Regions from separate parts of the Homo sapiens genome. Here regions 2 and 3 are each linked to region 1. The links are chromatin loops, found by intact Hi-C in ENCODE. Cell type or tissue: OCI-LY7. All regions are shown on one strand. Region 1 has its middle 24 kb from the start of SNORD17. Region 2 has its middle 27 kb from the start of MGME1. Region 3 has its middle 5.5 kb from the start of BFSP1.

What was found. A loop is a pair of places that touch in the nucleus more often than their neighbours do. Peaks named below come from ENCODE experiments on the same cell type or tissue, not always from the same donor. Only the 100,000 strongest peaks of a DNase experiment are listed, where the experiment ranks them.
Region 2: a loop joins it to region 1, with 5 times the contacts of the local background. A loop is called at or near these places in 8 of 110 quality-filtered maps.
Region 3: it touches region 1 in a loop (12-fold over the local background); 17 of 110 quality-filtered maps call a loop at or near these places.

The regions. Positions count from the first base shown.
Region 1 is chr20:17,937,701-17,940,200 of GRCh38, reverse strand. No RefSeq gene overlaps it. Among named protein-coding and RNA genes, the nearest start is that of SNORD17, 24 kb to the left of the region's middle. RefSeq lists enhancers at 1,134-1,263, 896-1,489. In OCI-LY7, a CTCF peak has its summit at 967; a DNase peak (open chromatin) is centred at 1,010; H3K27ac peaks cover 951 bases.
Region 2 is chr20:17,994,837-17,997,336 of GRCh38, reverse strand. No RefSeq gene overlaps it. Among named protein-coding and RNA genes, the nearest start is that of MGME1, 27 kb to the right of the region's middle. RefSeq lists an enhancer at 1,137-1,206. In OCI-LY7, CTCF peaks have their summits at 874 and 1,074 (motif pointing right); a DNase peak (open chromatin) is centred at 1,086.
Region 3 is chr20:17,535,611-17,538,110 of GRCh38, reverse strand. It overlaps a transcript of BFSP1 not described here. Among named protein-coding and RNA genes, the nearest start is that of BFSP1, 5.5 kb to the right of the region's middle. RefSeq lists a silencer at 855-924. In OCI-LY7, CTCF peaks have their summits at 759 and 971 (motif pointing left); a DNase peak (open chromatin) is centred at 970.

The sequences.
Region 1 (2,500 bases):
CTACCTTTACCTGTATGTGAGGGTGCATTCATAGTGGTCTGGGGTGGGGGGATGGGTTTAGATGCTGACTGCGACCTGTGTGGTGTGCTGAGACCTGGAAAGGCAGGCAGGCACTTGGCAGCAGGAGGAACAGCATCAGGTGGGAATCCACAGCTATCTTGCTGGAGTGCAGGAGAGCATAGGTCCCACATTGAGAAATGGGAATTTGGGTCACTTCAGGGTGATGTGTGGAGAGGCTTTTGCTGTGTGCTTGTATGGTTCTGAGAACTAGTGATCCTCCAGGAAAACCCATGTGGGTGCACAATTCATAGGGAACCCTTGAAGGTTTCTAGAAATGGGAATGGGAAGTGGTTTCAGATGGGCTGCCTTAAGGCATCCAGGCCAAAAAGGCTGTGACTTGCCCAAGGCACGGCTGAGAAAGTTGCCTCGTGGCACACGCAAAACTGCACAGTTCACATGTCATACGATTTCATTAAAAGCTAGGATCCAGCCTGAGAAACAGCGCAACCGTGTCTACAAAAAATGCTAACCTACAGTGGTGGCATACACCTGGAGGGCTGAGGTGGTGGGAGGACTGCTTGTGCCCAGGAGTTCAAGGCTGTAGTAAGTTAAAATCACACCACTGTACTCCAGACTAGACAACAGGGACAACTGCCATCCACCTCCCCTCTCCCCGCCCTCCCCCACTCTGAAAAGCAAAATTAGGAGATTGTCACGAGGAAGGAAAGCACACCCCTGGTCTGTGAAGCCGTTGAGGTCATGTCAGACCACTGGGGTCGTTTGTGGTGACAGAGCACAAGCATTTGGCCAGTTCACCACCCAACACATTCACTTGTGCCATCTCAGGGTTTAGGGGTCTGTTTTCTGAACATTTGCCTTGCGCACCTTTTCTTTGTGAGGTTTCTTTGTGGTAATTCCCAGGCTCAGCTCTGTGAAGGGCGATTTCCGTTTGGAAGGAAACCTTGCACCATCCGCTTTCTGCCTGTAGGCGGCAGGGGCGACCCAGCACAGCCACCTGCCCACCCACAGCTGAGCAGGAGCCTGGTATCCCCGCAGAGCTGCTCAGATTATCAGCTTATAGCTAAGGTAGCAGGAAGAGAAATGTCAGGCTACTTGAGAGTTAAGTAGTTCTGAATGGTGTTTTCCCAGACCAGCAGTCCCCTCCAGGATTCCTGCGGGCTTCAGGTTTCTGGTTACCCAAGACACAACCTCCATTGCTGAGGCCATGCTGTTCGAGAACTCCCCATCTGAGCCTGGTGTCAAAACAGTTGTGATGTTGATGGGGGTTCACAGCCAGGCCATGTGATGTGTCTGGAAGGAAGTTGGGGGTGGTGGACAACATTTGGGCAGTGATCAGTTATGTCCTTTAGACACAGCTGGGTCTGCAAGGTCCAGGGGACGCCCTTCCCCATCCACTCCTCGCACATACACAAGGTGCCCCTTGCGTGGGTGAGCTGCCCACAGTGATTTCTTATTGGAGGTTTGGTTTGTCACCATTCAAAACCATTGACTTTTTTGGTTTTAATGTTTATTTCTAACTTTAATACATGTAGGGATTTAATGAAGTCCCCACATCTTGTAAAACAAAATAACAGTAAAATACCACATCTCAAGAATAAGTTATTAAATGTTTCTAGATTTTTTTCCTATCCGAATAGGAATTGTTTACAAAAAACGATTCAGGATGCCAGCATTGGGGTTGGATTCTGGAGGTTTTCTGCTGTTGGTTCTCTCTCTCCGTGGAGATCCATGGAGGAGTTTTCCTGAGGCCCCAAAACAGCTCTTTTGCATCTTTGTCCTTCCACGGCCTGCTTCCCATGAGGAAGAGGTGAGGGCCCCCTGCAGACAAGCACAGAGGCCCTGAGCCTCCCAGCCTCTTCCCTGCCTTCAGCAACCACCCCACCCAACCAAAGTCTTCATTAGCTAGAAGTTGTGAATGGTTTAGGTAGCTGTTTGGGAGGATTTTAATTTTTAATTGAGCCTTTCTTTTTTTTGGTTGGTTGGTTGTTTCTGAGACAGGGTCTCACTGTTGCCCAGGCTGGAGTGCAGTGGTGCGGTCATGGCTCATGACAGCCTCCAGCTCCTGGGCTGAAGCCATCCTCCCACCTCAGCCTCCCAAGTAACTGGGATTACAGGCACACGCCACCATGCCTGAGTAATTTTTTTAAAAAAATCTTTGTAGAGACGGGTCTTGTTATATTGCCCTGGGTGGTCTTGAACTCCTGGCCTCAAACAGTCCTCCCATCTCAGCCTCCCAAAACGGGATTACAGGCATGAGCCACTGCCCAACTGGGCCTGCCTTATTTTTTAATACATGCTTTACAAACCTCCTTTAAAGCTTCTTAAGTTGTGGGACCTGTAATATTCAGGCCAGGAAAATAACAGCCTGTAATCCTAGTCCACAGCCACTTCTGATAGTTGCCTTCCAGCTCTTATCCACGTTCATTAATACATTTGGTGTGTCCTCAGCTAAAGGAACAAAGGCCTGTTTGGGGGGATT
Region 2 (2,500 bases), 57 kb before region 1:
TTGCTGTTCTTTAGAATTTGTTTTCTTTTTTAACTTTTTTTTTTTTTTGAGACAGGGTCTCCCTCTGTCCCCCAGGCTGGAGTGAAGTGGTGTGATCTTGGCTCACTGTAGCCTCTGCCTCCCAGGCACAAGTGGTCTTCCCACCTCAGCCTCCTGAGTAGCTGGGCCTGACTACAGGTGTGCACCACCATGCCTGGCTAATTTTTGTATTTTTTGTAGAGACAGGATTTTGCCATGTTGCCCAAGCTGGTCTTGAACTCCTGGGCTCAAGCAATCTGCCAGCCTCAGCCTCCGAAAATGTCGGGATTACATGCACAAGCCACCGCACACGGCTTCTTTTTTTAAAAAACTTTTAATATGCCATTAGTTTAGTGATACTATTACTTAAAGACACATTAGGTTACATTTCAGCAACATTGCTTTTTTACACTATTACCTTTAATGAACATTTTTGTTCATCACAAAATTGTAGCATGTTACCTAACCTGTTAGATAATATTTGTTATCTAACAGATCTTTAAAACTATATCTATGTCTCTGATGATTAATATCTAACACTTTCATACACTTTTCAATCCTTTTAGAAGTCCTCGCAGAGAATGGCTGAGGCTGATTGGGACGCATTAACTGGGGCTCTGGTGAGCCGACTGAGCTGAGTCCCCTGCAGTGCCTGTATGACCTGCACCAACGTGGGAATTGCCATCTCTCCTGCTGGAAAATCAGTGCTGCCTGTGGGAAGCCCGCCCTGGTTGGAGCTGCAGTTTCCTACCAGTTTGGTAAATAGCCTCATTTCTACTTTATCTCACTCCACTTTTCCGAACCGGTGACCCAGATGCATTTGGTAGCAAGGGGCCTCACTGGGCTGTGTAGCCAGGCTTCTATATTATTGTAGTAGAAAAAGTGAGAAGTACAAGCTGCCTGAAAATACAGAGGTAAAGGAAGAACACTCATGTAGTTGATTTTATTCAAAACAGACCTGTGTTGGTGACTAAAATGCCCAAATTACCCGGAGATAGATGTAGGTCCGCCCATTTTTGGCTTCTGCCCCATAATTGCAGTGTACTTCTCTCACCACTAGATGACAGTCGCGTTTTAAAGCAGATTTTATTCACGCGTTAATGCTGTTCCAAAAAAAAAATGGTTTTCATACCGTCAGAAGAGGGGCTCACAACTCTTGTGTTAGAGAATATGCGAGAAATCAGGAAATTTCAGACACCACTGGTGGGACATTAAGTCGATGTCACTGTTTTGGAGAGGAATTTGGTGGTAATGTTCAAGCTTTGACCCAGCAGAGACACATCCAGGTCTGATCATTTGATAGGAGGATGGCTAACATTTTGTTCCCACCATGTGTCAGGCACTTTTCTGAATGCTTCGCTCATTCAATCCTCACAATTTCAAGAAGCAGATACTATTATTTTCCCCCAAATTACAGATGAGGAAATCAAGCACAAAAAGGTCAAGTAACAGGCCGGGTGCGGTGGCCCACGCCTGTAATCCCAGCACTTTGGGAGGCCGAGGTGGGTGGATCACGAGGTCAGGAGATCGAGACCATCCTGGCTAACAAGGTGAAACCCCGTCTCTACTAAAAATACAAAAAAAATTAGCCGGGCGTGGTGGCGGGTGCCTATAGTCCCAGCTACTCAGGAGGCTGAGGCACGAGAATGGCGTGAACGCTGGAGGCCGAGCTTGCAGTGAGCCGAGATCGTGCCACTGCACTCCAGCCTGGGCGACAGAGTGAGACTCCCTCTCAAAAAAAAAAAAAAAAAAAGGTCAAGTAACTAGTCCAAGGTCACAGAGCTAGTAAGTGGCAGAGTCACAATCCATACTGCACTTTCCACTATATTGCATGTGTATTGTGTGTACCAGAAAACACGTGCAAAGGTGTTCACTGCTGCATCGTCTGGAGTAGCAAAACACTGTTAACCGAACAGTCCATTAGCATGACAATAAAACAGGAGGGAGAACTGCAGAGGAGTTAAAAGCAGTTATGAAAGATCTAGAATTGGTGAACCTGGAGACATCTCAAAAACAAAGTTGAGATAAAGCAAGTAAATCTAAAAACACAGAAAGCAAAACTATATTATACATGGAAACCAGTACACACAGTAAAACTATACAAAAAAACCCACATCAAATTTATGACGGCATTTGTCTCAGGGGAGAGGGAAATGGGATTAAGAAAACAAGGCAACAGCTTTTATCTGTAATGCTTTTTTTTTTTTTTTTTTTTTTAGAAGACTGAGTCTTGCTCGCTCTGTTGCCCAGGCTGGAGTGGAGTGGCATGGTCTTGGCTCACTGCAACCTCTGTCTCCTGGGTTCAAGCAATTCTCGTGCCTCAGCCTCCCAAATGGCTGGAATTACAGGTGCCCACCACCACGCCCGACTAATTTTTATATTTTTAGTAGAGACGGGGTTTCACCATGTTGGCCAGGCTGGTCTCGATCTCCTGACCTCAGAAGATCCACCCGTCTCAGTCTCCCAAAGTGCTGGGATTACA
Region 3 (2,500 bases), 400 kb after region 1:
GTCCTTCTGTCACCCAGGCTGGAGTGCAGTGGCACAGTCTTGGCTCACGGCAACCTCTGCCTCCCAGGCTCAAGTGATCCTCTCATCTCAGCCTCCCAAGTAGCTGGAACTACAGACATGTGCCACCATGCCCGGCCAATTTTTGTATTTTTGGGGGTAGAGACAGGGTCTCATTATATTGCCCAGGCTGGTCTTGGATTCCTGGGCTCAAGTAACCCTCCTGCCTCGACCTCCCAAAGTGCTGGGATTACAGGGGTGAGCCACAGCACCCAGCCAAGGTCATTTTCTTACATGTCGTAATACAATGTTTAAAATTAGACATTTTAACTCTGTTACAATATTTTTATCAATCCTCATTCCATATTCAAATTTCATCAATTGTCATCACAATGTCCCTTATAGATTTTATTTTTGCAGTCTAGGGTCCAGTTTAGGATCCTGCATTACATTTGGTAATCCTGCCTTTTGTCGGTGCCTGTCAGTCAAAGCACCAGGCACACACTTGCTGTCACACAAATTTGTTTTTTTTTTTTTTTTTTTTTGGTGCTTCAGTTTCTGAATTAGACCCTGAGAAAAGCAGGTTGGATGCTTAGTGCTCTCTTTGATAGTGTTTGAATCTCAGGCTTCATTTTCCAGCAACTCTTCAGAGTCAACTGCGTGTGTGCAGTTAGTTGGAGAGAGAGCCTTGCTTCTGAGTGTGTTTCTCCATCTGCTGTGACCCTTCCTACAGACTCATCACTTCCAGGAGCACTGAGCATACTTCACGGGTGCGTCTTTAGAGACTGGGGCCTCATGGAGAGGCCTGGCTACAGGGAGCAGGGATAGTAGGGATCCGGGAGCCAGGGGTCTGCCTGCCCTTTTACTCCTGGGCTGTCACTTTCCATGGCTGACTTACCTTTTGAGTTGGTCCAGTTTGGTGGAAAGGCTTCAAGCTGCACCCTGGTGGGACCATGTGGCAGGGCATTCAATTTTAGTATAGGGTGGCCCTCTTGTGGCAGACATTTGCATGTTCTGGGTAAAGGACGGATGGTAAAAGGTGCAGAGTCAGAGTGTTAGAGCAGTGTATTCGTTTGCTAGGGCTTCCAGAACAAAGCACCACAGACGGGTCCACCCTAACAGCCTCAATTACCTCTTTACAGGCCCCATCTCTGAAGGCAGCCACATTTTGAGGGAGTTAGGACTTCAACATGTGAGATTTGGAGGAATACAATTCTGCTCATAATAAGCAGAAAGGAACCTTAGATATTCTTTAGCTTAAGTCCATCATTGTAGAAAACAGATTGACCTGTTCAAGGTCACACAATAGTAGGCAGCAGAGACCTAACGTGAAACCCACCTCTAAGGAATATATGATTACCTCCATTACCTTTTGTTTCTGTAAAATGTCCAAAGCAAACTCAGAATGTATCTCAACTGAAAGGGATGGCTCAAAATGCTAGAGTATGAAATTGACTAAAAGGCAAAACATCTAAGCCTATTTTACTCAGGCTTTTAGATATTTGTTAGTGAAGAAAAATGTTAATTAAAAAATTTTGAAACTGTATTTTACATTTAAATAACTTTATTTTATTTATTTTTTGAGACAGGGTCTCATTCTATCACCTAGACTGGAGTGCAGTGGTGCAATCTCAGCTCACTGCAGTCTCTGCCTCCCAGGCTCCAGCAATCCTCCTACCTCAGCCTCCTGAGTATCTGAGACTACAGGCATGTGCCTATATTTTTTGTCGACATGGGGTTTCACGATGTTGCCCAGGCTGGTCTTGAACTTCCGGGCTCAAGCAGTCCACCCGCCTTGGCCTCCCAAAGTGCTGGGATTGTAGGTATGAGCCACTTCACCCAGCCTTAAACAACTTTAAATGGAATAAAAGATATGATGAACATTAAACCTGGCATATTTCACTAATTTCTGATATTTTTGTACTGCTAAAATTACCATGCATCTGGTATTTTGCTTTTCTTTTCCCCTTCAAGTTTGTTATAAGCATTTTTATTTATATCATAGTATATTCCACAAGGTTAAAATTGTTTGGTGGGGCCAGGTGTGCTAACTCTTACCTGTGATCCCAGCACTTTGGGAGGCTGAGGCAGGAGGATTGCTTGAGGGCAGGGAGTTCGAGACCAGTGTGGGTAACATAGCAAGACCCTGTTTTTTTAAAAAAATAAATACATAAATAAAATAAATAAGTAAAATTGTTCAATGGTTATAGCCCATTTTCTCCTATTGTTACTGCAGTTTGCTAAGCCATTCTCCTCTCTGCACCTCTCCCTCTCTTAGCCATTATACATATATATAGCTATAACATAAAGCAAGTAATATTTATTAAATGTCTATACTGCAAAGGTGATCACACTTTTTGCAGGTGTTTTGGAAAATAATTTCAAACTTTCTAGGAAAAATGGCAAGAATAGTACAAACAACCCAGATTCACCTCTTAATATTTTGTCTAATTTCCTTACTATCTCTCATACTTATTTATGTTTATATTTATACATGTCATTT